Regions from separate parts of the Mus musculus genome. Here regions 1, 2, 3, 5, 6 and 7 are each linked to region 4. The links are chromatin loops, found by intact Hi-C in ENCODE. Cell type or tissue: gastrocnemius. All regions are shown on one strand.

What was found. Hi-C counts contacts between places; a loop is a spot of excess contacts. Peaks named below come from ENCODE experiments on the same cell type or tissue, not always from the same donor. Only the 100,000 strongest peaks of a DNase experiment are listed, where the experiment ranks them.
Region 1: it touches region 4 in a loop (2.5-fold over the local background); 9 of 42 quality-filtered maps call a loop at or near these places.
Region 2: a loop joins it to region 4, with 16 times the contacts of the local background. A loop is called at or near these places in 28 of 42 quality-filtered maps.
Region 3: it touches region 4 in a loop (2.6-fold over the local background); 9 of 42 quality-filtered maps call a loop at or near these places.
Region 5: it touches region 4 in a loop (3-fold over the local background); 13 of 42 quality-filtered maps call a loop at or near these places.
Region 6: a loop joins it to region 4, with 3 times the contacts of the local background. A loop is called at or near these places in 8 of 42 quality-filtered maps.
Region 7: it touches region 4 in a loop (4-fold over the local background); 13 of 42 quality-filtered maps call a loop at or near these places.

Annotation. Positions count from the first base shown.
Region 1 is chr1:55,734,869-55,738,868 of GRCm38, forward strand. The region is part of intron 5 of Plcl1 (phospholipase C-like 1); the gene reads left to right. Among named protein-coding and RNA genes, the nearest start is that of Gm32949, 150 kb to the right of the region's middle. In gastrocnemius, a CTCF peak has its summit at 1,697 (motif pointing left); a DNase peak (open chromatin) is centred at 1,696; H3K27ac peaks cover 161 bases.
Region 2 is chr1:55,381,616-55,385,615 of GRCm38, forward strand. It overlaps the pseudogene Gm8531. Among named protein-coding and RNA genes, the nearest start is that of Boll, 20 kb to the left of the region's middle. In gastrocnemius, a CTCF peak has its summit at 1,716 (motif pointing left); a DNase peak (open chromatin) is centred at 1,708.
Region 3 is chr1:55,739,957-55,743,956 of GRCm38, forward strand. The region is part of intron 5 of Plcl1 (phospholipase C-like 1); the gene reads left to right. Among named protein-coding and RNA genes, the nearest start is that of Gm32949, 150 kb to the right of the region's middle. In gastrocnemius, no CTCF peak of the experiment used is centred here; DNase peaks (open chromatin) are centred at 2,143 and 3,234; H3K27ac peaks cover 3,521 bases.
Region 4 is chr1:55,237,094-55,241,093 of GRCm38, forward strand. It overlaps Mars2 (methionine-tRNA synthetase 2 (mitochondrial)), which reads left to right and starts at 84. Exons shown (of 1, transcript NM_175439.3): 1 at 84-2,965. The coding sequence starts at 147. The coding sequence ends at 1,907. In gastrocnemius, CTCF peaks have their summits at 145 and 2,379 (motif pointing right); DNase peaks (open chromatin) are centred at 70, 854, 1,573 and 2,384; H3K4me3 peaks cover 2,461 bases; H3K27ac peaks cover 1,848 bases.
Region 5 is chr1:55,361,150-55,365,149 of GRCm38, forward strand. It overlaps Boll (boule homolog, RNA binding protein), which reads right to left and starts at 2,604. Exons shown (of 11, transcript NM_001368767.1): 1 at 2,150-2,604. The coding sequence starts at 2,170. In gastrocnemius, a CTCF peak has its summit at 2,257 (motif pointing left); DNase peaks (open chromatin) are centred at 1,550, 2,279 and 2,640; H3K4me3 peaks cover 913 bases.
Region 6 is chr1:55,128,211-55,132,210 of GRCm38, forward strand. Mob4 (MOB family member 4, phocein) reads left to right here and starts at 3,035. Exons shown (of 8, transcript NM_025283.3): 1 at 3,035-3,149. The coding sequence starts at 3,090. It also overlaps the pseudogene Gm16581. In gastrocnemius, no CTCF peak of the experiment used is centred here; DNase peaks (open chromatin) are centred at 2,160, 2,993 and 3,357; H3K4me3 peaks cover 2,002 bases; H3K27ac peaks cover 2,481 bases.
Region 7 is chr1:55,872,076-55,876,075 of GRCm38, forward strand. No RefSeq gene overlaps it. Among named protein-coding and RNA genes, the nearest start is that of Gm32949, 15 kb to the right of the region's middle. In gastrocnemius, CTCF peaks have their summits at 2,291 (motif pointing left) and 2,843 (motif pointing right); DNase peaks (open chromatin) are centred at 2,282 and 2,686.

The DNA of each region.
Region 1 (4,000 bases), 500 kb after region 4:
GCAAAAAGAGGAAACTTGGAACTGTTAATTCCTTAGAGAGTGAGGATGGGCATACCTACCTAAACAACTGCTTCTGTCAGCAGGACCCGGTGTGAATCTCACCTCCATCTGGCCTTCAGAAAGGTGAATGAGGCTTGCTCTTGAAATAGAAGCAGATCTCCTTTTCTTTTAGTATTCTACACGTTGAGGTTTTGCATTTTGAGTCTGCTCCTTATATGTGTTCCTACTGAAGAATTCTTTCTGTTTTCCCAGTTCCATAAAATGAATGCCGTGGACACAGACGCCTTGGAGATTTTCACTTTAACATGCATTGAATGTGGATGCAGTGCGGGCCAATCTGCATGTGCTCCAAGCACAAGAAAAAAAAAAAAAAAAAAAAAAAACTAAAGCAAACCAAGGAAAGAGTAAATGAGTGTGAACTACAGAGCTGACTGTGGTGGCCTAATGCCCTTGAAATGAGCATCGTTTATGAAAAGGTGTGCTCAGAACCACAGCTTAGGAAAATGCTGCATGTGGAGTGTGGCTGTTTGCTCTACTGCCTCTCAGGGTCGCCCTTGGAAGGGAGCTTGTCCAGATCCACTGATTTCTTGTCAGTGCCGAGATGTCCCCTGGAAGGTGCCAGCCTGGCTGTTTGAGTAAGTGACTGGGGAGAGTTAGAGTGGCCCAGGGGGTCCCACCTGAGACTGTTTAGGATGCTCTGTCGACGTTCACTTAGGCAGCACTGCAAACATGGCACTGTGGAATGTGTACAACGTTCATAAAGGCTGTTTTCTAGGAGTGCGTACAGCTTCCTGAATCTCTGGGTAGCAGTTATAGAATCCTGTAGAGGGAGGTGTGCGTACGGCCTTAAATTTGTTTCTAGAAAGGTGGTTGCTTCTTGCTGAGTAATTTTGTTTAATGGTTGTTTATGCTCTTTTCTCCTGGTAGTTTCCATTTTCACTATGTGCTCCAAGTATGGCTGTCCCTCTGAGGTTTTGACTCCTTGTCATATCTCTCTGAATACTCACTTCCTTTGGTTCTGCCTTACAACTTCTTCATGGTCCAGTCCCAAACAAGTCCTCAAAAAATTATATCTGTGATTATACATTTTCAGAAATCAAGGAAAGGTAAGAGAGTAAGAGATCAAACATTTTGCTGTCCTTGACCATGCGGACAGGCCTGTGGCATCTCTACTGTATCCTGGTCTTGTTCTCTTTCTTGGCTTATAAACCTGAGTTGCTATCATTCATTTTGCACTATTAGCAAATGAAAAATATGGAAACATTTCCTGAGGTAACTGACAGATAAGAAAACTGGTTTTAACTAGTATTGGAAAAAAAGTACTGTGTGTGCGCGCATGCGTGCGTGCATGCGTGAGTGTGTATGTGTGTGTGTGCGCGCGCGCGTGCGCTGCATAATGGTGGAAAATAAGCAGCAGTGGATGGTGGGCTTTTGGAGATGTTTGATTGACAGTTTCAGTGTTTACTAGAACTGTTTTCCACCTGAAGTCTGTGAACAGCATGTTTACCTAGAATGGCAGTGTTGACTTACGCAGGTCAGTGACACATCGTTGTATTTGACAACTTGGGAAGCTATCAGAATTTATTTGCAGCTCTACATGGAAGCAGAGGAATGGACCAAATGGCTTCCCAAGGATGTTTCTAATCCCTGGAGCCCAAGATGCACTGGCTCTACCCAAGCCCAGAACAGGGGTGCCCCCTCCTGGCCGATGTGAGAATTTCTCATTGTATGGTGCTAGACATGCATGGAGCATAGGAAATCTCTGCTTTTACTTTTAACTTTAGGTAGATTTATGCATACTCAAGCTAATCTGACTTATATTTTCATTTCTTGAGTAGACTTTCCATGTCACAGAGATAAGGGGCTCTGAAGTAAGGAGAAAGAACATTAGGGTACTGGGATAAGCCAAGTTTGAGAAATAAGCCTCAAGTTTAGGCTTGTCTCTCTCCCACTTCATAGTTTGCCCTGTTTCCTTTCACAATTCATGGTTTAATTATTCATTGTTCAGCTTAACTGACTTTATACGTAGATTTCTTATACACATAAAAGACCTTTAGAAATGAATGTGGCCCCTCCGGCATTCTTCCTCTCTGTCCTCACCCACATCCAAACTTCTTGACAAAGTTGCTTAGACATGCAGAGTTCACCTCCTTACCTCCCACTCATCCTTAGCCAACTTTCATCTGTCTTCTCCCCCGCCACTCCATTAAATCATTTTCCCAAGGTCATCAGAACCTTGTTGTGAAATACTGTGAACACTTCTCGGCTTTTCTCTTACTTGATTGGTTGTGAGTGTCTCCCTCCTGCTCCTGGTTCACGCTGCTCCTGTCTCCTTACTGCATCTCTGGACTTTCTCCCAGAAGCCTTTGCAGATCCTTCCCTCCTGCTAAATTTTGGTGTTCCTCTGAGTTAGAGGTAGGCTCTCTCTCTCTTTCCTTCTCTCCCTTTCCTTCTCTCTTCCCCCTCTGTTTCTCTCTTTCTCACTCTCTCCTCTCCCTCTATATTTCTCTGTCTCTTTTTCTTCCCCTCTCTGTCTCCCTCTGTCTCTCTGCCTGTCTCTTTCTCTCCTTATCCCCCTCTCTGTCTCTTTGTCTCTCCCTCCTCCTCTCCCCCTCTCTGTCTCACTGTCTGTCTCTGTCTCTCCTCTCCCTCTCTGTCTCTCCCTCTTTGTCTCTCTATCCCTCTACCGTCTCTCTACCTCTCTCATCTCCCTCTCTCTCTCTTTCTCTCCCCCTTTCTCTGTATCTGTGTCCCTGTTGTTTGTCTGTCTCTCTCTGTCTCTTTCTATCTCTCTCTGTTTCTCTCTGTGTCTCTGTCTCTGCCTCTCTCTGTATGTCTAGAGATGGTTTTGATTCCTTTCTGTTCTGTCAGCTCGCAGGCCTCTCTTGTAGTGGTTGTCTCTGCTTATCTTTGGATGATGCTCACTCCTACATACTTCATCTGTCCCACCACATGAAAGTATCCACACTACAGCCAAGCCAGAGCATCTCCTGTCTGCTCTAGTGACTCCTGTCAGATTCCTACCTCAAAATAATGAAACTGAGATTCTGGGAGGGAGATCTTTTTTCTGATCCATGCTCTTTTGGATCAGCCTCCGGGTCATCTCGCTAAGAGCCTTTTCTTCTCTCAGCCCTCACCGCCACGGCTGTCTTTCCTTACCATGTGTTTTTTAATTCTCCTCTTTCGTATATGCTTCTGCCCCTTTTATAGCACAGCAGATGGGGCTACTTTTCTAAACATAAAAAAATGGCATGACCACTTTCCAGCCGTGGCTTCCTTAAGCCCTTCCTGCAGCTCCCAAAATCCCTCTGCACAAGCCTGTGGCTGCTCTTCCCCACCCCCCCCCCTTTCCAGGTCTCCTCTCATCATTTATTCCAGGTTCTTCCTACTCTGAACTTGTTCTCCTTCTTTAATGGCATGGGGATGTGATGCAGTCTGTCCTTGACGCCTCAACAGCCTTCCTTTGAGCTGGGGAGATGGCTCAGCCAGGAAAGTGCTTAGAAGTGTGAGGATCTGTAAAAAGCCAGGCTGGGAGGTGGGCACCTCTAATCCCAGCACTAAGGAGACAAGAGAATTCCTAGAGCTTGTTGGTGCCAGTTTAGCCAGATAAGTGAGAGTTACTTTTGCACAATGTGTGTGTGTGTGTGTGTGTGTGTGTGTGTGTGTGTGTACGTGCACGCTTCCCTGAGCTCCGGCTGTCATATACCACCACATCTTCAGGATTCCTTCACTGGTGTCTCCCTTTTCCTGTCCCTTTGCATTCCGACAGGTGTGCTTGCTCTGAGTTCCCACATGATCCTGTTCTTCCTCACGTAATTACTTCCGTCTCTCCTTCCCTATTCGGTAGTCTTTCCTGCTTCACGCAGTTACATGGATTTTAACACAGCGCGTTTGAACCAAGCTCTAATTAATGAATAAACCTTTAGAACGTTAGGTGAACTCAAAGAAGCTCTCATTAAATCCCATGTTTCCCCGCAAAGGGAAGCCAGCGGCATTCCTA
Region 2 (4,000 bases), 140 kb after region 4:
CCTCTCAATCTGAAGAGAGTTGAAGCTGGAGACACCGATTGCTTTTATCAAACCTTCATCGACTAGCTGTTGTATAGCCAACTGTCACTAGGAATCATATTTCCAGTGGGAAAGAGTAGGGCCCAGGCTTGAAGCCCGTGGGCCAGTGAGTAAGACAGAGATCCAGCTAGTCCCGCTGCAGGTCGCTCAGTATCTTCTGGCAGGCTCCTTTCACCATGCTCTTGTCGTGGAACGTGCACCACAGCACGATGACGGTGAAGAGGTCCTGGCGAGTCACCACCTTCTCCTTGAGCTTCTCCTGGAGGACCACTCCCACCTCCTTCTCATTCTGGTGCCCCTGAGAGCAGTCAATGTGGCGTGGCGATACCCTACGCAACCTTCACAGCCTCAGTCACTGGCCAGAAGGGGACTTTCAGGTGCCCAGGCCCAGGGTAGGCATCTTTGCGCCGTTGTTGAGTTACAGATGGCTAGCCGTGATTGCGGCACGCTATACACCGGGACCCGCAAATGTGCGATTCTGTGGGTTTTCTTGTGGTGTCTTTGTCTCGTTTGGTTTCTAGGATAGTCCTCCTCCTCTTCTGAAGGATTCCTCAAGCTTTGCCTAATGTTTGGCTGTGGGTTTCTACATCTGTTTCCATCAGTTGCTGGAGGAATCCTCTCTTCTTTAGACACCAATCTATGAGTACAGCAGAATATCATTCGACAGCGATTTCTTTTTCTTCTTTTCTTTTCTCTTTGGTAACGCGGCTCACAAGGAGTTACCGAACTATGAGTCCAGCCCTGGAGCCGGGAGGGGCCTGTGAGAAAAGAACAAAGAGCCAGAGCTATCAATTTTTTTAACTTAATTCCCCACTGCTAATCAGCAGGTGTTAATCGCCAGACGCCAGCAGTTTCTGGCCTTAGACTAGAGAAGAGTTTAAAAAGGTAAATATTAGAGAAAGTACGCAACTTTTTCCAGGCAAAACTGAGTTTTGCCCCTGAAAGCCTACCATTGCTACTTTTCTCAGCACATGGTGCAGAGCTTGTTCCAGACTCTGGCTTTGCAGCTGAGCTTGAAATCAGGGTGGTGACACCTCTGGAAGCCTTTTTTATTGCACAGGATTGTTTTATCTATCCTGAGGTTTTTGTTTTTCCACATGAAGTTGAACATTGTGCTTTCAAGGTCTGTAAAGAATTGTGTTGGGATTTTGCTGAGGACAGCATTGAATCTGTAGATTGCTTTGGTAATACGGTTATTTTTACTATCTTAATCCTACTGAATTATGAGCCTGGGAGATCTTTCCATCTTCTCGTATCTTCTCCCTAAAAGTTTCTTTCTTTTATTTTTAATTTAAAAAATTAAATTGAAAAATATTTGAAATTGAGAGAGCAGACGGCCGAAGGTGAAATAAATCCAATTGCACAAAAAAAAAATGAAGAAAATCGTATTATAGATGAGTAATAATAAAAAAAGAAAGCTTTTTAAAAAAAACTAAAATAAATTTAAAATCACGTTAAACATATAACAAAACAAACGTTAAGGGTAAGAAAGAAATTTAATGGCAAAGTAGAGGTCAGTTCTCTCTGGGTCATCTAAAACTGAAATTTGCCAGGCGCCAGGCAGAGGGGATGATGGGTTTGGAGTGTCTTGGTTTTCCCCCTGTTGAGGTTGGGCCAGGCAGGGATCCCTTGTCTGCTTGGCCTTACGAACCTCCCTTCTTGTGCACCAGCACCCTCTGCTGGCCAGCCAGGCTCTCGCTTGCTCTGGAGACTTCCCAGTTTGTGTTAACTTCATTGTAAAAGTGCTTGGTTTTGAATTGCCTAGGAATCACGCCTGTGGGCTGAAGAGCCTTGGAAAACAAAAGCCAGCTATAGAAACAGGCAGCAGCCCACCCTCAACGCAAATTCCCTGGTGGAAGAAAGGAAGCGAATGTCGCACCCACACAGCAAGCCAGGAGGCCCCAATACAAAGAGAATTAGGAATCTAAGACATGGGAAGCCGCAGATCCCATAAACCCCAAGCCCAGTTGAGGGCTGCAGGGCAACCATAAAGCCTCCTATGTTCAAATCAGTGTTGGAAAAGCAACCCATTTCTTTGATAAAATGTATAAAGCAGAAATTACATGCATCCAAAAGTTATGTATGCAATTGTCAAGTTTTTATAGCATGGAAACCTTGTAGACTTTAATTCTGGGATGCTTCTGTTTTATGCTTTTTTTTTTCCAATTTTTTTATTAGGTATTTTCTTCATTTACATTTCGTTTTTTTTGTTTTGTTTTTTCATTAACAAGTTTTTCATTTATTATTCATTAACAATAATTTGATATAGAAAAGCAGGAAATATGAGCTTAGCTCTGTGTGCTCAACCAGGCATTTGTTCAGTATTTGAAATCAGAAGTTCCCAAACCCACTGTTGCTTTTTTTTTTTTTTACCTTTTCCTTCATTTATTTATTTTTTTAAAACATTTTTATTAGGTATTTTATTCATTTATATTTCCAATGCTATCCCAAAAGTCCCCCAAACCCTCCCCCCTATTCCCCTACCCACCCACTCCCACTTCTTGACACTGGCGTTCCCCTGTACTGAAGCATATAAAGTTTGCAAGACCAATGGGCCTCTCTTTCCAATGATGGCTGACCAGGCCATCTTCTGCTACATATGCAGCTAGAGACACGAGCTCTGGGGGGTACTGCTGAGTTCATATTGTTGTTCCACCTATAGGGTTGCAGACCCCTTTAGCTCCTTGGGTACTTTCTCTAGCTCCTCCATTGAGAGCCATGTGTTCCATCCAATAGCTGACTGTGAGCATCCACTTCTGTGTTTGCTAGGCCCCGGCACAGCCTTCCAAGAGACAGCTATATCTGGGTCCTTTCAGCAAAATCTTGCTGGCATATGCAATAGTGTCTGTGTGTGGAGGCTGATTATGGGATGGATCCCCAGGTGCGGCAGTCTCTAGATGGTCCATCCTTTCGTCTCAGCTCCAAAATTTGTCTCTGTAACTCCTTCCATGGGTGTTTTGTTCACAATTCTAAGAAGGGGCAAAGTGTCCACACTTTGGTCTTCCTTCTTCTTGAATTTCATGTGTTTTGCAAATTGTATCTTGGGTATTCTAAGTTTCTGGGTTAATATCCACTTATCAGTGAGTCCATATCATGTGAGTTCTTTTGTGATTGAGTTACCTCACTCAGGATGATACTGTCCAGATTCATCAATTTGCCTAGGAATTTCATAAATTAATTGTTTTTAATAGCTGAGCAGTACTCCATTGTGTAAATGTACCACATTTTCTGTATCCATTCCTCTGTTGAGGGACATCTGGGTTCTTTCCAGCTTCTGGCTATTATTTTCTTTTCCTTTTTTTTTATTAGGTATTTTCCTCATTTACATTTTCAATGCTATCCCAAAGGTCTCCCATACCCACCCCCCCAATCTCCTACCCACCCACTGCCCCTTTTTGGCCCTGGTGTTCCCCTGTACTGGGGCATATAAAGTTTGCAAGTCCAATGGGCCTCTCTTTGCAGTGATGACCGACTAGGCCATCTTTTGATACATATGCAGCTAAGGACAAGAGCTCCCGGGTACTGGTTAGTTCATATTGTTGTTCCACCTATAGGGTTGCAGTTCCCTTTAGCTCCTTGGGTAATTTCTCTAGCTCCTCCATAAGGGGCCGTGTGACCCATCCAATAGCTGACTGTGATCATCCACTTCTGTGTTTGCTAGGCCCCGGCATAGTCTCACAAGAAAGAGCTATATCTGGGTCCTTTCAGCAAAATCTTGCTAGTGTATGCAATGGTGTCAGCATTTGGAAGCTGATTATGGGATGGATCCCTGCATATGGCAATCACTAGATGGTCCATCCTTTCGTCACAGCTCCAAATTTTGTCTCTGTAACTCCTTCTATGGGTGTTTTGTTCCCATTTCTAAGAAAGGGTAGAGTGTCCACACTTTGGTCTTCGTTCTTCTTGAATTTCATGCGTTTGGCAAGTTGTATCTTATATCTTGGGTATCCTAAGTTTCTGG
Region 3 (4,000 bases), 500 kb after region 4:
TCTGCCCCCTATTCCTCAATGTTCTCTGAGCCTTAGGAGCAGGAGATGTATTGGAGATGCTTCAATTGCATCTGGGCACTCCAAAGTCGGAGGTTTTCTGCATTTTTGACTAGTTGTGGCTTTCTGGAAAAGTCTCTGTCTACTTAGAAAAGAATGCTGTTTGATGAGAGATGAGAGCTACACTAACCTGTGGGCGTAAGGATAAATGTTCAGAGTGCAGTTAGACCTTATACTTGTTTTGGAAGGAGGCAGTAGTAGGTTCCCTTTGAAATCTGTGGCCTCAGCAGCCAAGGGTGCTTGGCTAGATTTATAGTTCCAGATGTGATTTCCCACCTATTGACTGCCTTATGTCCAATCAATTAGCTGTTGGTTACAGCCAAGATAAAAGTGCCACTATCATCCCTCTAGGGAACTCTTGCTGTTCCGGTCACTGTCATCATGCATAGGCATCGCAGTTGGATCGGCCTGTTAGATGTTTTCTTCAATCTGTAGTTTACATAGTACCTCTCAGTACCATCAAGCCAGTCCTCACAGAGGGACTTTCTGGTGAGGGATTCTAGTTCCTCTGAATCCTGTGTATAAAGTCTGCGGTGTCCTCAGCAATAGGGCTTTCTGGGAGGTGACCAAGAGCGAACGGCAATTGTCTATATGGCTTTTGGAGTTTCTTGGACTCCCTGGAGAAATACTCAAAAGGATGATTCTCTTGCTTGGTACTGGGGTTTTTGTTAGTCTGTGATTTTTTTGAGGGTAACATTATGACCCCAAGAGACATAACTTCCTTTAAATTATGCACATATATTTACATATATTTAATATAGGCATATGTTTATGTGCATTGTGTTAATTTTACATAGATATAAAATTATATGATTCCATATGACTTTTAAAAGACCCTTACTGTGTGTTCTCAGGAGTATACTGATGAAGCTAAAGAAGAGGGCCATGTTGCTTTGCTTATTACAGATCCATGGCTGCAGAAAGAATCATGAAGGCTTGTCGGATAGAGTTCCTGATTTTCTACTGCAGTAATTGAAAGTTCCTCTTACTTTTTTCTTTGTTTTCTTAGTTCACACATCAAGTTCTAAGGACTATCAGCTGCTGTCATGTCAAAGTGCCGAATGTGAGCGTCCTACACCTCACCCCCCACTGGCTTCATTTTCACAGCAATCTATTCTGGGAAGAAATCTGAGGCCCAAATAGAAAGAAGGATTAGGGAGGCATTGGCATGACACAGAACCCAGTAGGTTTTGTGAATGTATGGTGGGTTGTTTTTTTTTCAGGGATATATATTTATAAAGTTGATTTAAAAATAAAAAGGTAAGAGTGATGGTATTTGACATTTAAACGAGATGTTTTGACACATGCATATGAGTTAGTGGTGTGAATTCCATAAAGTCAGCAGGAGTGAGGGTAGAAATGTGAGTCTCTTCAGAGATGCCACTCACACACTCACTTGCGGCTGTGACCTTGCTGGTCAGTATCTGTCACTTCTGTTCACCGAGTCCTCAGGATGGAGACATTCTCTTCAAAGATGTTAGTGCTATGTGACCTTTGATTTGGTCTCTGGATGAAAAAATAACAGTGTGAAAATTTTTATGGGACACTTAGGCTAATTCAATGTGTGCTGGGTAGCAGATGTTAGCACTGAATGGATATTAAGATTCATTCATCCATATTTATTAATAGAGGTATTGTGTTTGTATATAGATATGTAGAGTGGTGTAAACATAGTAGTGATCAATGAATTATCAAACCAGCATGACCCTAAATAAACAACCAAACCGTAAAATTTCTAGACTCCCACTTTTAGCATACACACATGTGTGCTATAGCAGTTTGTGTTGGGGGTGACCTGAGTGTGAGATCTGTAACCTGCATGAGTCTCAGACTTGTGGAGAATGGGAATAGACCTTTCCTTGCAGTAGCCATTGCTTTGGTGTCTAAGCAAATGCTCTGGTGGATTTGAGAAGCAGAATAAATAGTCATAACAGAGCAGGTCTCCAATCGGCCATGGATGTGGAAATGAAGTTGGCCATAGACTCAGCCTGAGGAATGGGAGGATCAGAACACTCACCAGGAGCTGGACCAGCCTCACTCTCTGGGTGGATCGTGTCTTGGCACATCTTCCTGGCAACCCTTCCCTCCAATTTACACAGAACTGGGACTCAGGCCAGCAGTAACGGATGCTTTCCAGTTCTGGGAATAGGCCTGGGGTACATGTGCTTACATTCAGTCTACTTAAACATAAGTTGTAGAGACTAAAGAATGGCTATCCCTGGAGAGAAGGCATTTCTAGACCAGAACTAGGGCTGTAGGATGCCAACACTGGAAAGGGGAGTGGAAGGTGTCTTTGGAGTTGTACAATATAGAGCAGGTGTCACAAAAATCAGTTTGCTTTTGAAAGCTATGGCACAGAGCTGGCCTGAAGCAGCACCTTGGTCAGGGGCTGTTGGTTTTACGTCTTCTTTTTAGTCTAGCACTTTTGCAAAATGACTTTTTGAGGATCAGCCAAGTAACTAATAATTGGAGTCATGTAATCAGATCCTTCTTTAAAAGAAGCCTTACACAGAAGGTATCATATTGCATTTTAAAAATATATTCTTCTAATAATAGTAAGGACCTTTCCAGCTTTTGCTAGCTCTGGCCTTTGGCATTCTACATCTTTCAAGTTGTTGTGAGTGAGTCTTTGGTGATGATAATGGTTTTCAGTTACTAGAGGTAAGGCTTCTACAGGTCTTTCCAGGTTATTCTAGGTCTTCCTGAGATGTCATACAGCAACCATCAAGGTTGTATGAGCTTAGATTTCAAGGTTATTTTTGCAGTTGGTAGGTCATCCTTAGATAGTGGAAATTTTCAACAATGCTATTTTTTTAAAAAAAATTTATTTGAAATGCAGTTAGTTTCATTAGTGTGAAGAGGTGGATATCAACCTCTTCCCTTTTCTTATTAGGTCCGTTAACATAGAGAAGAAGACCATGAGCAGGAGTGAGAGCAGGGAGGAGGGAATCGACAGGCCATGCCTTCTCTTGTCCTGTTGAATGGTTCTTTTATCAGAATGGTAGCAAGGATTATCGGGACACCAGGATCCTCCAGGGAATAGAAATTCCTAAGGCTTTCAGAATCATGTTTTTAAGTTAGCTTAGGGTGTTCTATTATTCAGCTCACTGGCGTTGAAGCAATTTTGTTGACATTTTCTGTAAGTGGATTAGGCTTGCAGTCATTGCCCACAGCAGACAGATGGCCTTTCAAACACTGCTCCCTTGAAGGGAACCCAAAGTGGGGAATCTACAGAACTATAACAGGTCTGTCATCCAAGATGATGTTCACCACTAACTCCTTTTTCTGACAGACAAGTTCAGTTCATTCTTACTTTCTCCTGCTTTAAAAGAAATAGCTGTTTAAACTCCCCTCTAGTATTCCTGAGTTAACATCTTTTAAAATCTATATTTCATCTCTGCTACACCAGACCCAGTCGGGGAAGTGGCCCCTAAGGCCCCTTTCCTGGATTCTCACATGCCAACTGGCCTTTAAGTTTTATCTTTCTGCTTTTCTATCATGGCAATTCTCCTCCCTTTTCTCTCTTACCCTCCCTCCCCCAATCTAAAAGTCCCACCCTGTCTCCCCGCCCAGCCATTGGCTGTACTGCAATTCTTTATTTTCAATGGAAGGCAGCTGGGAGCAGGGACCCTCAGGTCTGGAAGTGCGGCTTTGGGGAGCTGAAATAAGACAAAGCATTAGAACCAATTCCCAACATTGAAGTGATAAGATAATCGGTTACTAGGTGTGAGAGAGGGTCACTGAACCGAGGGATCCCCAGTTAAACTTCCACATTAGTGCAGGTTTTATTCTTGGGAACGGCTTATCCCAACCTTCCCTAAATCCTGTGTGTCACTGCCAAGATAGCTTCAAGGTTCATTGTTCTCGGAGTTCCAATTCTTCTCAAATTGTGTGAACTGCCTCTTGATGACCAACTTTCATGGGAGGTAATTTGGGCTCATTG
Region 4 (4,000 bases):
GGCGGGGGAGTTGCGGGCGGGGCCGCAGGAGTCAACGCTTGCCGTTCATTGGCTTCCGCGCCGGAAGCGGCGGTACCGTCCAGCTGCGCACGCGCCCTTTCCCGTGCTCGGGAACACCGCCTCCAGTGCTGGGGCCGGCTGTCACCATGCTGCGGCAGTGTGCTCGCTGGGTGTTGACGCGCACCCGGTTCGGCCGCGGCTGTCGCCGCTACGGTTCGTGCTCGCCGAGCGCTAGTGGCGACGCCGGGGAAGCGCGGGCCTACTTCACCACACCTATCTTCTACGTGAACGCCGCGCCGCACATCGGGCACCTGTACTCGGCGCTACTGGCCGACGCCCTGTGCCGCCACCGTCGTCTCCGAGTTCCCGGCTCTGCGTCCACGCGGTTTTCCACCGGCACGGATGAGCACGGCCTGAAGATCCAGCAGGCGGCAGCCACCGCCGGCTTGGCCCCGATCGAGCTGTGCGATCGAGTGTCTGCCCAGTTTTTGCAGCTTTTCCGGGAGGCTGACATCTCTTCCACGGACTTCATCCGCACCACGGAGGCTCGGCACCGAGTAGCGGTGCAGCATTTCTGGGGTGTGCTGGAGGCCCGGGGTCTGCTTTACAAAGGGATCTATGAAGGGTGGTATTGTGCCTCGGATGAGTGCTTCTTGCCGGAGGCCAAGGTTACTCGGCAGGTGGGTCCGTCCGGGGATCCCTGTCCCGTGTCTCTCGAGAGCGGACATCCTGTCTCCTGGACGAAGGAAGAAAATTACATTTTCAAGCTTTCTCAGTTTCGAGAACCACTCCAGCGGTGGCTTGGAAACAATCCTCAGGCAATCACACCGGAACCGTTCCACCAGGCAGTTCTTCAGTGGCTGGAGGAGGAGCTGCCCGACTTGTCCGTTTCTCGAAGGAGTAGCCATCTGCACTGGGGCATACCAGTTCCCGGGGACGACTCGCAGACCATCTACGTGTGGCTGGATGCCCTGGTCAACTACCTCACTGTAGTTGGCTACCCAGATGCAGATTTCAAGTCTTGGTGGCCAGCCACCTCTCATATCATAGGTAAGGACATTCTCAAATTTCATGCTATTTATTGGCCTGCCCTTCTCCTAGGGGCAGGATTGAGGCCACCACATCGCATCTATGTCCACTCGCACTGGACGGTGAGTGGCCAAAAAATGTCCAAAAGCTTGGGCAACGTGGTGGATCCCAGGACTTGCCTTGATCGCTATACTGTGGATGGCTTTCGCTACTTTCTCCTTCGGCAGGGCGTTCCCAATTGGGACTGCGATTACTATGATGAAAAGGTGGTTAAATTGCTGGACTCCGAGCTGGCAGATGCCTTAGGAGGGCTTTTAAACCGGTGCACTGCCTACAGAATAAATCCTTCTGGAACCTACCCATCTTTCTGTGCTGCCTGTTTCCCCAGTGAGCCAGGGTTAACGGGGCCGTCAGTTCGTGTGCAGGCAGAAGACTATGCGCTTGTAACTGCAGTGGCCACTTTACCCAAACTGGTAGCGGGCTATTATAATGACTTTCAGATCTATAAGGCTCTGGAGGCGGTATCCAGCTGTGTTCGGCAAACTAATGGTTTCGTCCAAAGGCACGCACCATGGAAATTGAACTGGGAGAGCCCTGAGGATGCTCCCTGGCTGGGTACCGTGCTTCACGTAGCCTTGGAGTGCTTGCGAGTGTTTGGAACTTTGCTTCAGCCTGTTACTCCAAACTTAGCAGATAAACTGCTGTCAAGACTGGGAGTCTCTACCACAGAGAGAGGCCTTGGAGAGCTCTACTTCCTACCTCGATTCTATGGACACCCATGCCCCTTTGAGGGGAGAAAGTTGGGACCTGACACTGGGCTTTTGTTTCCTAGACTGGACCAATCTAGGACTCGGCTAGTGAAAGCCCACAGGACCTAGGAACTCAGCTCTTACTGACTGGTAGTAAAAGATCAAATGTATTCTTTTTGCGTTTTTAAGTAAAGTCATGCTTAAAGAGTATGTATCAAATGAGCACATAAACTATGTCCTTATGAACAGAACGATTCAGGTCTCTCTAACCCAGTCCTTTTCATTTCTCAGTGCCATTAATCACTGTTCTTGCTCACCAATGTCTCCAAGAGAAGGATGGAAGATGCTGACACTTCCTTCTCATTGCACCTTCTCCCAACCCAGGGTCAGGGCTTCTGCTCCCCAGGCTAATTTAACACAGCCCCTTCTTCAACTAAATCTAGGGTTGGAAGTCCCTGCTCTGTTTTTACATGTCAGCCCTACTTTGTTAAACAGAGTCTCCTGTTAAAGAGGTTTTTTTTTTTTTGAACTTTAGGAACTAGTGTCCTAGACTTTTACCCATGTCAACCCAGCAGTTGTGCTTTGTAATACTACACTCCATCCAGTAGATGGCTCTGCTCGCACACATTGAGCTCCTTGAGAGTGTCCTTTCAGAAGACAGAATTATTTTCAGCTGTTTAATTCACAGAATTTTAGAATTGTACTGTTCTTAAAGGATAACTTTGGAAACACTGATATTTTTACAACAGAAGGACACTAGAATTCTAATTTTAAAACTATTAAAGTGACATGTACAATAGGATATAAGTAAATATGACAGGTTTATATTAAAAAACTAAAAAGCTCTTGAGGTACACTGTACTACAGATAATAGTAACAGTTACATGTTCATCTATAAAGCCCTCAAAAGGGTTGTATTCTTTATATTATTTCTTATCCACATACATAATTTACCTCATGATTATTTTTGGTCAACCAGGATACATAATATAGGAAAGATATAATATTGTAATTAGTGAATTTATGTCAAAATAGTTTTTGTTGATTACTCTCTTTGAGACAAGCTTTCACTATGTAATTTGTTATCATCAGTCTCTTGCTTCCACTTTTCAGGTGTTGGGATTACAGGGTATGCCACCATGCCTGCCTTTTAACTTATTAAAGTGTGGTTCTAAGTACCTTCTTTACAGCTGTTTGGTTACACTCATTGACAGTAATGTTGCAGGGAGAAAATGATCAGTGTTCAGAACTGTCTGGGATTCAGGGCTCTCTCCAAGGCTCCAGAGAAGATGTTACAGTAACAATTAGTGCAGTGATTAGATAGTCAGCCTTATGTTTCAAATTAACGGGACAGCTAGGCCACAGTTTAAAATGAGCTTGCTTTGGAACATACATTTTAAGTATGGTATTAAGGAAAAAGAGCTCACTATGGAGTAAATAATTGTGCTGGAAGTTTCTCCAGGCTTACTCTAAAGTGCCACTTTTCATCTCTAGTTTCTACTAATTATCAAAGTGACAGATTGTAGGTTGCTAGGGAGCACAGCATGGTAAGGTGAAGGACCATTTCCACAAGCTTTCCTTTGGACTCCTTATATCATTTTGTGCCTTAGATCATCCCAGGTCTCAATATGGCATTCTCTACTTACCTGCTGAGACTAGTAGGATAAACTACTGAGGTATAGGGCAGTCTCGGGACTGTGTAGTGATGCAAGGTGGTGTTTCTCAGAAAGTTAGACATCTGGAAAAGTAGTGAGATTCTAACCTCTCCTTTGGTGAGCTCTTACTGCAGTGTTTTAGTTTGCCATGGACCTAGTGTCTTCCATAGGCGAGCCTCATGTCCCTGTGGAGATTTGCTTGCTGTTTGAGTTTTTGCAGCTTGTTATCTGTGAAGGCATTTAACTAGCTGCTATTAGACATGAGATGGGAGTCCAGAAAAGAGATCACTTAATTCTAGTAGCCAGGGCATTCAGAGTGGAGGAGTGTGGTAAATTGGATCCTCTTTCTGTGGTGATAAGGTCAGACAGATTTCTGTAATAGGCAAGAAGGTCAGACAAATAGTCTTTTGGCATTTGTGTTTGGTTTGACATAGCAGTTCAGAATTGCCAAGCAGAGAGTTACATTTACCTGGAGGGATTGCGCTTCCAAGGTAAGGGATGGTGTGTGTGTGTGTGTGTGTGTGTGTGTGTGTGTGCTTAATGTGGAGGTTTGTAAGATTCCCTATT
Region 5 (4,000 bases), 120 kb after region 4:
TCTCTTGTTAACAGAACATCAGCATTAGACAAGGTCACTGTAATTATAATGGAGCAAGATAAAAAAAATTCTTTAATCGTGTCTAAATACCTATAAAAACAAAAGCACTGTCTAAACCACAAGAACTACCAAACATTGCTTAATCCTGGATATTCTGAGCAACTGTTCTCCTTTACCAATCTTACTTTTAAAGCAATAATACACACAACCACAGAAACATTCCCGTTTCCTTACAATACGCATTTCAGGTAAAGCCCTTCTACCTGGAATTCTAAAAGTCTCAAGCCCATTTTGTATAAATTGTGTTCTTAACACCTGAGAGGCCCCATGGTGTACTTTCTTCCTTTGACCAATGACTTCACAGACAACTCAATTACAAATGTGTCTGTGGGCTATAGAATGAGTTCCCAGACAGCCAAGGCTACATAGAGAAACCCTGTCTTGTAAAAAACAAAACAACAAAAAAACCCAAAACAAATTGGTATATATCCATTATGTTTATACTTCTAATTTAGAAGGCTGAACATATCAATATCAGTGCCAATTTATTTCTAGTATAGAATTTGTTAAATAATGATGTCTTCACAAAATTCTGTAAAAACAAAGGAGTTCAATGGAAGTACTAGTTTGTTTTCAAGTTTAAGTAAGAAGACTCCATTTTCCTGTGAGAGGTGGATGAAATCAGTCCCAAGTGAAGAGACCTCAAACACTGAGAAAATGATTTTAAAACAACCAAATCACTTCAGTCCCTGTTTTTAAGGCTCCAGTGTGGATGTTATGGCTTTCTTTCTTATTTTCTAAGATACCACATATATACCTGTAATATATTACTATGCTGTAATATTCATGAAGACAGGATGCTTGCCTATTTTTTTTTTAACTCACTGCGACATGCAAAACAGAAACATCGCATAGCAAGTGTTCAGTGCCTATCTATCTGTTGACTGTATAAACCAGGTTTCAGGAGAGACCTGCTTGGTACTTGGTCAACATTTGGGTAAGGACCGAAGTATCAGTAACATTCTAGAACCCATTTTATGGTTAGAGGCAACAAGGCTCTGACAGAGGTAACATCAAGTTCCTTCGAGGTTAGCACTGAATTTGAGGAGAGGGAACCTCCCACTGTCAACCATTTGAAAGCATGGAGCTAGGAGGCTGCCTGCTCCAGGATCCTTAGTCTGGACCCTCTGCTTCCCCGTAAAGCTCGACCACCAACGAGTTTCTTAAGATGCTCTTCCAAGGTAACATGGCCCTAGTGCCGTCTCCTCTGAGGCTTAACCTCGACCTCGAGATGGATCATCTTTGCAAAGACAAAGGAAGAGGTGGGCTAACCGTCGCAGTCACCGCCTCGGTGCTCCTTCCCCTCGGAGGCCAGCAGGCTGAGGCGATGGGGCAAATGGCCGGATTGACAACGTCCTCGGGTTCTCTCGGGTCATCGTGGACCGGGACACCGACACGAGGGTCTCCCCCCTCCCCACCAAAGTGCGGGAGGGAAAAGAAGGCCAGCCAGCGAGAAATTTTGTCAGGCAAACCCGCCAGCAGCGGTGGCGGGAACCCTCAACGGCACCTACCACGCGCTGGCCGCCTCGTGCAAGGCGGGGCCGCGGCCTTGCGTGGGCGCATGCTGATTGGCTGGCGGCCGGGCACGGGGCGGGGCGCGGCACGTTACCAGGCTGCACTGGGAGGGCGGGGGCGGTGGGGGCCCCTAGGCCCCAGCCGGGCCCAGGCCTGACAGGGCAGCGCGCGTAGCTCAGGCCTTCCCGGGCTCAGGCCTTGCCCCGGGTCGGGGCGTCGACGACGGCCGCGCAACTCGTGCCCGCGAGAACGTGTCCTGAAAAGGGCGAGCCGTCGAGGGCGCCGCCGTCCGGGCGGGAACACTTGAGGGCGGCCGCTCGCTAGGCATGTTTGGCCGATGGCCGTTTCCCCCGAGCTGCCCGTCCGCCCCACCGAGGGCCAGCGCCGCCTCCCCCACCCCCAGCGCCCCTTCTCACACAGCCCGAGGGGCCGCTCTCCTCAGCGGGGCTGCCCGCTGCCCTCCCGCGGCGCGTTCCTTCCCAACCCCACAGCAAGGCTTTCGACTCCAAAGTCCACTCTTTCCAGCCCGTCCGAAGCCGGGCCGCGCAGAGTCCGGCCGGCCCTCAGCACTCACCGCCCGGGACTCGGTCTCCATCTTTCTAATCTCCGGAGTTCGCGGGAAGCTCAAGTTGGAAGGCGCGTTCGCAGGAAGCGAGCCGGCGCGTCTCCCGTCGGGGACTCGCTCCCCCTGGCGGCGACGGCGGCGGCTGCAGTGGCGCAGTCTCCGAGCCGGGCGAGCTGCCCTGTGGGGGCGGGGGAGGCGGGCTGCGCGGCGGCGGTGGCGGTGGCGCTGTGCGCAAGTCCCGGGGCCGCCGGGGCGGCGGCACGGACGGCGCGCACCGCGACTGCCAGCGGCGGCAGGACGGACGGCTGGACGGACGGACGCGAGCACTGCGAGCGGAGGGGAACGCGCCGCGGAAGGCAAGAGCGGCGAGCCTTCCCTGCCCTGGAGGGCCGACCTCTAGGGTCTACTACAGAGAGTGGCCTCTGGGGACTTCCGAAAGCTGGCTCGAAGACAGGAAGACAAGTTCCCACGTGCAAACTCTGCTCCCCCTTCCGGGCGCCACACACAGAAGCAGCGGACGCCTCTGCTCTCAGCACCTGTCGCTGTCGCTGTCACTCATCCCTGCCAGGGAGGGCGGGGCAGCGCAGTTCAGGCCCCTGGTAGGCTAGCTGCCCTGCGCTCCTGGCTAATAATGCATATTTCATCTCAGCACTTGGGAGGCAGAGTAGGAGGATTTCTGAGTTCAGGGTCAGCTTGGTCTATATACCGAGTTCAAGGATAGTTAGTTTAAGGGCTACACAGTGAGACCTTGTCTCCCTCCCTCCCTCCCTCCCTCCCTCCCTCCCTCCCTCCCTCCCTCTCTCCCTCCCACCCCCACTCTCCCATAAAAGAACAAACAAGCAAATAAAATAAAAGTAGGAGAGAGCCTAAGGGAAGGGAACCAGCTTCATTAGACTTGGCCCCATAGCTTTGGGAACTCCGTTCAAAGACTCCTTTGCAAGGACTTTTTAAAAAGTGCCTGAGAGCCTACCTTCTCTCTTAAGTAGTATGTAATTTCTGTTAGATAAATTCATGTAATAAGGACTGTCATTATTATAAGCAACTATCCATCATACACATATCTTGTTTCCGGTGCAGTGCTTTATGGTCATTTCTACTGTAAATAGGTGGCTAAATACTTGGGTCAAAGTCTAAAGCTGTAGCTTTAACCCTAGCGCTCTGCAACCCCGATTCTTCATCTCAATGGGCTGGCTTTTAAGGGCTTTAAGCCATCAGATCAGTATCAGCAACTGTAAAAAGTTACATAACTTGTCCTCAGAGTAAGCAGCAACAATATTAATGTTAATATGTCCAAAGGTTAGTTATCAAGAATAAATATCCAAAAGCTTAGTTATTTACCAAAAATAAGATGGGAAACAATTTTTGTTAATTGTAGAAGCATCCTAGCAGTTGGAATACTTTTCTGCATACAATTTAAACTCATTTTCTCAGGTTTGAGTTTCTGTGGAAAAGGAATAATACACAGATGTGTATTCAGATTTAAGTACATATTCTAGAATTGATTTTTGGGCATTCTATCCCTCCAGTTGTAACTAAGGATTTGATTATTATTTGATTAGTGCTCTTTTCTTCTGAAGTCTTTTTCTTTCCTACTAGAATAGTTACTTTTGAAGGGAGCATCTTCTAAAAAGGCCACTTGTCACAGGAAATACTTGGTCTGACATAATGAACAAACTTGAGGGAACAGTGACTGTGTTAGGGAAGATAGCTACACTCCTCAGTTCAGCTCCTCTTTTACTTCTTATCCAAAAGGAACTTAAAAAATACTTGGCTGAATCACACAAAATTATATTGGATCAACTTAGTAGACAGTACAGTTCTTATGCTCATAATGGGATATGCTGCTGGAAGGCAAAGTTC
Region 6 (4,000 bases), 110 kb before region 4:
GGGGACAGTCACTCTCCTGGTCACAAGAGAAAGGAGATACCTAGTCCCCGTTCTAATCGTCACCGCTCCTCCAGGTCTCCGTAATCTGGATTCCACTACACCTCATACTCTGGAGACATGAGTATTCCTCATTTTTCCCAGAAGAATCATGGAAGGAGTCTTTGTATGCCTTCCCTTGAATCTTGGCAGCATCTTGAGGGGAGAGCTTCCTCCCCCACCCACCCTTTTTTTGTTGTTGTTCCTGTGAAATGTTGATCTCTGTGAGTTTTTCCTGGTTCTTGTGTTTTGGGGGTTGGAGTGGGAGGGAGGGAGTTTAGGGAGGGAGGGGCACAGCTCAGGGCATCTAGGCCTCAGATTGTGATGATGCAGGGAGTTAGCTCCCTAAATTCTTGGGTGACTGATGGTTTGACTTGGTAAGTTGTGATCTTTCCTGAAAGAGGAAGGAGCTGAAGTTGGTTGGCCCTGCTGTACCCCCTGACAAGGTTGTGAGACCCTCTTCCCCCCCAACTTTGTTTAAGGCATTTTGGTTTTTTAAAATCTGTACAGTAAAAGCAACTTTTTCTGTAAAATAAAAATGAGAAATGCAAAAAAAAAAAAAAATTTCTTTCCAGGAAAAACTGATAATCTTTTTTTAAGTAAACTGATTGTTAGACAATGTACACAGATAATATAATGCATTTTAAATACTCTCTCACTATGTCAGGTGGTATCATATAAGGGCTTTTGAATATATTTCTTAATAATTCATTTTTTTGTATTTTATGCTCTTTTACTACGCTTAATTCCCAAAGAATATTTTGTATGTTTTGAAACAATTTAGTATTCAACATTAGACATAGGATCCTCAGTTATGGATAGTATTAAATATTCATTAATATTTTTAGGGTATGAAAGGATATGAATATAAAAGTTGAACAATTTTGTGTATTATTTGATTCTCAAAATACTTCATATTCTTAATATGTTTGATGCATAAAATGCATTTAAATAATAAAAAAATTAAGAAAAAAAAAAGAATTTGTGAATCCTGTCCTTCTAGAGGTTTGGTTCGAGCAACCAAATGAAGCAGCTCACAACTGCTTGTAACTCTAGCTCCAGGGGATCTTGACACTCTACACTGGCTTCCAAGGACAGCTGTATGCATACACATGTCATATGCATTCAGACACATTGCTCCTCTGTTGCTACGACAAAGCAATGACCAACACCAACTTAGGAGAGGAAAAGGTTTATTTCCTATTACACTTCTAGGTAACAATTCGTCACTGAGGAAGGGCTGGGCAGGAACTTAAGGTGGGAACCTGGAGGGAAGAACTGAAGCAGAGGCCATGAATGAACAGTGCTTACTGGCCACTGGTCTGTTTCCCAGGGTTTGTCAGTTTGCCCAGGGGTGGTATTACCCACAGTGGGCTGAGCCCCCCACATCAGTAATTAATAATGATAGGGCTCCCTAGGCATATCCATAGGCCAATCTGAATAAGGGAATTCCTCCGTTCATTCTTACTATTGTTGTTGTTTAAGGATAAGGTCTCACTACATACTCCTGGCTGGCCTTGAACTCTCTTTGTAGACCAGGCATACTCTGAACTCACAGAGATCAGCCTGTATCTGCCTCCTGAGTGCTGGGATTAAAGGCGCCACTCTGCCCCGCCGCAGCTCTTATGTTGGAACACTTGGTGTTCAGCTTGAGATTCGATTTGGAGGTTGTGTAATTCTAACCATGGCCCAGCTCTGAGAAGTGGCTCACTTTGGGCGGGTCTTGATGCAGATACCAGCTTCTGCCTCCAGCTTAAGACCTCTGTTTCTGAACCCCATGCTCTTGAAGTTATAAAGAGCACTTACCCAGTGTCCACAACTTCCTCACCAGGTGTCCCATGGTACTATAAACCAAAACAAACTTTTCTTGTTTGGAAAAAAAAAAGATTCTGGTAAAAATGCTGTGTTTTTTTTCTTATTTTGGGAAAGATTGAGAGAAGATTTAAGTCTTGCTCTGTAGCCCTGCCTGGCCTGGAACTCTCTATGTAGCCCATGCTGGCTTTGAATTCTAAACAATTCTTTTAACTGTTTTGCTTATTTACTTGCTTATTTATTTAATGTGTGTAAGCTTTTTACCTGCATGCGCCCAAGGGATTCAGAAAAAGGTGTGGGATCACCTGGGTTGGATTACACATGAACCCCTAAGCCTGGCCGGGCATGCCGTGTACTCCGTTGGTCCCAGCACTCAAAACAAATCTCTTAAATTCAAGGAACATCAGGGAGACGCTGTCTCCAAAAAAAGAAAACACAAAACCAAAACAACAACAAAAGAAAACACACAAAAAACATCACACTTAAAAACACGAGAAACTTGGAATTTTGTTAAGATACAGAATTCATAAAAGCCATCAAGGGCTATTCATTTCCTCCTGCTTCCGACTTGCAAAAATGTGAGTTTATTTTAACTCTAACACACAATAACAGATGTGCGCTTTCTATCTCATGATGGGCATTTTTTTTTTTAATTTAGCATTGAGTCTTTTATCTACGGAAACCAACTTGTCATTGAAAGAGTCCTTGGCTTTTCAGTAAGAGGACCCTAGAAGCAAGATTTATCAGTACCTCCTGTCTTCCCTTTAACCGACCCAGCCAATCTGATTCTAGATTGGGTTAATCCATGAAGATTCTATAAAAATTTACCAGATTATCTGGGGTGGAGAATTATGTTCTCATTTCGCTTTTCTGAGATGGTCACTATTGTGCAAACTGCCCTTCCAGTCTATAGACAGCTGAAGGACAAACACCCACAAGTGACGCAGGCTTGGGTCACCTGCACCACAGACCTTGGAAGCGGCTCTCTACCCCAGCTTCCGGTCGCATCTTCCTTTTCGGCCTCGGCGGAGCTCCGCCGGCTGTTCATTCTGTGCTCCTCCCTCCGCCGGAGCCGCGGGCTCGGCACTCTTCCCATGGTGCTCCGCGCGGGCGGCGGCTGTTCCGCAGGCTGCCGCCCCTCCCCGCCGCCGCAGCGCTGAGCCCCGCCGTGCCCCGCCCCCCGCGCAAGCTGCCGGCCCCCACATCCGGGTACCGACGCCAGCCGCCCAGACTCTGGCACTATGGTCATGGCGGAGGGGACGGCAGTGCTGAGGCGGAACAGGCCAGGCACCAAGGCGCAGGTATCGTCCCTACGGCTTTCCTGTCACAGAGTTGGCGGGGCCGAGCCGGGGCTCTCCTGCTGGCGGGACTCCGTCTAGGAGAGGCCAGGGCGAGCGGGTGGGGGCCGTGGCCGCGGTGGCTGGCCTGCGCTTCCGGAGCCGCGGCCCCGGAGGCAGCCGAGCCGGCGCCGGCCGCCCTGGAGGCCTGCTAGACGCAGGACCCCGCTGTGTTCGCCGAGGCCCGGGGCTGACGCTTGTCACCAGCGGCTGCTGCTGCGCTGCCTGCTGTGAGTGGCAGCTGACGGCGCCCGGGTGTGGGGTGGGCCAGCTGGGGACCAGGGGGCTGTCCCCGCGTCGGGACCGCCGGCGTCGAGGGCTGTAAACACTGCCCACCTCACCGGGAGCAAGCTTGGCCGGTGACGTACCTGCCGGTCGGCTCCATCCAGTTGGTCTAGCCGGATGCAGGTGGCACTAGTTTGCGTTATCCTCCTGTTGTTTGTCTTTGCCACCACTCCCTTCGGCTTCCCTGCAGCTGTTCTCTGGTCCAGCAAGTTTTCGGCACCAGGTTGTGACTTGTTACATGTCATTCCTTGCGTATATTCATGCTAATGCGCGTGGACAATAGTCGGAATGAACTGATTATATACATCAAAATAATAGTAGGGCACTATGGGGAGTAAATTGGTGCTTCTTAGGACTTGCAAACCAGGGATGCTTCACAGTAAAAAAGAACAGAAAAGAACGGAAAAGACCCCCCCCCCAAAAAAAAAAACCACCCACGTTGACATTCAAACTTGATAGGATTAATCAGCCTTTGGAAATGGGTTGAGTCGTTGAGTAGAAGTTCTAAAATCAAAAGAGATATGTTTAAA
Region 7 (4,000 bases), 630 kb after region 4:
CAGGTAAGCTCGTGGTAAGGGACGGGAACTTTTACCTTCCTTCAATACCAGAATTCCATACTAGCTACTTGCAGACAGGGACCAGAGAGCTGAGGAGCTCAGGTGCTGGTGGTCCCCGGACCAGAGAGCAGCAGGGGACAGTACAGAGAATGCTTGGGGAGCAAAGGTTCCAGGCACAGGTTTTACCAGGTCACCCTTCTGGACTCTATACTACTGAGTGGGGCTTAAGGCAGAAGAAAAGCCAGAGGCAGTGTAATGGACAAATTTAATCAATAAAATATTTCTGAGGGAAAGAAAATTAAGCAGAGTCAGGTACCATGCTGAGGGATGTTGATGAGGTCAGCAAACTTCTTCAGACAGGCATACATAGGGCAGTGTTTAAAATGACTTCACTTTGTGACAGCTTATCATTTGTGTAAATGTGAGCTATGGCCCTACTAACACTTGCCACTGTCCTGCTTTGTGTAAGGCACCCATCAATGCATATATATATATATATATATATATATATATATATATATATATATATGTGTGTGTGTGTGTGTGTGTGTATGTATATATATATGTATATATATATATAATGATAATGATGTTATTTAAACATGACATTCAAGGGTGGGGAGATAGATCCTATAATTCATACAATTATATATGTGTGTGTGTGTGTGTGTGTGTGTGTGTGTGTGTGTGTGTGTGTAAATTTCTTTCTCCAAAATAATGCTATTTCCCTATCCCACCCATCTCAGTTTTTGACTTCTTCTGAGATCCAAGAGAAAGGAAGGCAGAACAAGAGAAGCAACCCAGGGAACGTTTGTATTTGTGGCAACAGGGAGCTAACAGTGGGATGCTTTTTTTTTTTCTTTTTCTTTCTTTTTTTTTTTTTAACATAGTTGCTTTAAAATTTTTCATTTCCATTCAGCTTTTTTTTTAATTAGGTATTTTCTTCATTACATTTCCAATGCTATTCCAAAAATCCCCCATACCCTCCCCCCCTACTCCCCTACCCACCCACTCCCACTTCTTGGCCCTGGCATTCCCCTGTACTGAGGCATATAAAGTTTGCAAGACCAATGGGCCTCTCTTTCCAATGATGGCCGACTAGGCCATCTTCTGCTACATATGCAGCTAGAGACAGGAGCTCTGGGGGGTACTGGTTAGTTCATATTGTTGTTCCACCTATAGGGTTGCAGACCCCTTCAGCTCCTTGGGTACTTTTTCTAGCTCCTCCATTGGGGGCTCTGTGATCCATCCAATAGCTGACTGTGAGCATCCACTTCTGTGTTTGCTAGGCCCTGGCATAGCCTCACAAGAGACAGCTATATCAGGGTACTTTCAGCAAAATCTTGCTATTGTATGCAATGGTGTCAGCGTTTGGAGGCTGATTATGGGATGGATCCCCGGGTATGGCAGTCTCTAGATGGTCCATCCTTTCGTCTCAGCTCCAAACTTTGTCTCTGTAACTCCTTCCATGGGTGTTTTGTTCCCAATTCTAAGAAGGGGCAAAGTGTCCACATTTGCAAAACACATGAAACTCAAGAAGAACGAAGTGGGATGCTTTTTAAAAAGCAGCTGTTACAACTAAGAACAGGTATAGACCGCCTTCCTCAAGGAAGCCAGTCCCTACCCCCCCTCAAGCAGGACAGGTGTGCTCAGGCAGCCAGAGTGACTGGCAGGCAGGCGGAGGACCAAGCCAAGTCTCACCTTTGCACAGGAGTCATCCTGTGAAGGCTAAGAGGGTACGACCAGTCCTCTGCTTAGCTCCCATTTGCTGTGCAGGTCTCTGCTATGTACCCCATTCTTCTTTTGACCAGTCAGTCCTGTGATTCTTTTCTTGGCCACTGGAAGTAATATACATTTTAGGCTAAAGTTAACAAGCAAGATATTTGTCTTGAATGCTGAAACCATGGTGAGAAAGGCAACATTTATTATACATTTTTCTTTTCCTTTTGAATTTCTGGGGATTATACACAAGAAAGTATAAGTCTACCTCCTCACCCTCTAATGTCATGTTTAAATAATAACAACAACAATAATAATTGCAAAAACAGCATGAAAATATAAACTACTGAAGTATACATCAGTATCTTGGTTTTGACAACAGACCAGCTATGCTCCATCAATGGTAATACAAAGATTCCTTACAATGACAAACAAAAGAAAGTTCAGAGAGACCAGGCAGAGCAGCACATTATTCCTGATGTGCTCAATCTTGGGATTCTATTGGAACAGCAGCTGCTCCAAGCGGTAGCTGGTGTCCTGTGCTGGGGATATTCTGTGGTGGGTTAGTGCTGCCATCTAGCGGCCATATTGCAGCATTCGCCCTCATCTCTTTCCAAGACTCTTGAAGTGTGATTAAATCTAAATAGATCGAAGGTCAAGAGACAGGTTGCAGAAGCTCCCAGATAAACAAGATTTTCGATCTATGCTTACGTTTAACCTGCTAGTTCATGTTTTATTGAAAAAAAAAAAAAACAAAAAACACAATGGAGTCCTGTGTTCAAGGACTCATGCTGGCTGTGGTGTGTGCCATGGAGAAGCATGGCAGAGTCTTTGTCCCAGAAGAGGCTTTAGAGTCTGGGAGGGTGGAACTTTTTGCCTCATCCTGCTTCCCTCAGTGTCACAACTAAAAATAGGAGCCTGGAGAGAGGTGTAGGGAGGTAGCAGTTTGTCTCAGATCCCACTATTTTCGCAATGATATCCAGCTGTGAGGGCTCTCCACCCACAGTGTCCTGAGATCCAGCTGTGAGGGCTCTCCCAGCTGTGAGGGCTCTCTATTTGTACTTCTTCTTACCTTACAGGAATTTTGTCCTTAACATGCAGAGACAAGTATCAGAGAGACGCTCCTCTACCTCTATCCTGTAGGGGGCAGTAGAAGGATCATTAAGGAGTGGGTTGCGGAAGAGGCCTAGGAATATCACAAGGTTCAATTGGTTCTGCTAAGCAGCCTGCTCTGTGAGTACCACAGCCAAGGTAATAGAAAATGTACGCAAGGCATCTATACTAACGATAAAGAACCAAAACTAAAAAGACAAGATCAATATCTTAGGCTGTGAGCTTGTAGCAACCACTGATTCTTGCCGTGAGCTGCATCCCGCCTAGCATTTGACAAAGCCCTGCTAGCAGAGGTGGGTCTCTGAAGGCTGACCGGAATTTCATAGTCACTTTGAGGCTAGCCAGAGTTCTCTGCCTGCTGATCCTGAGACTGTACACCAAGAGAAATTCTGAAGGTTGCTTTAGTCAGCTAGTTGTCAGGGGATACAAAAAAGTAGCCAAACCCCCATCCTCAGTGCTTGTGAGAGCTGGATTGGTGTCATGACCTGTTCTTGCTGAGCCCTGAGCCTTTCTTTTATGAAAGAAACCCGTCTCAGGTTTTCTGCTCCACAAGTAAGGAACTGATGTCAGTGAATGGTACTCATACATTGCCTTATGATCTTCCAAATGCCTAATTTATCTACTACTTAAAGTTTACCAAGAGGGCTATACCCTGATTTCTTATTTTTCTGATTTACTCTATATATTTACCTATTCTCCAGTCTGTATTGCTAAGATCCATCTTGGCCATCTTACTGCATACAACATAAAAGGAGATGTGTCTGTAAGTCAGCAGAAGATAGAAGAATTAGGCTGTATAGACCCAGCACACTTGGGTGGGAAGGGGCTCACTAGGTTAGTGAGGGTCTTCAGACATGGGCATGACTATTGACTGAATGTCTATTGTAACCAAGCCTTTCATGGTCCTAGGTTCATATATCGATTTTAATGTTTGAGATTTACTATCATACATACAAATAAGATTTCTTTTCACCTTCCTGTAGTTGAGGACCTAATCATTGTTTTATCATGGTTGTTTATTGATCTTGGTTGATAGTATCATTAAAAGCTAGTATTCGTGTGTGTGTGTGTGTGTGTGTGTGTGTGTGTGTGTATGGGGGAGCATGTGTGTGCACATGTGTATTATCAAAAAGGTTTAGATCCTAGGTGATGAGGAGGTCAGCCTGAT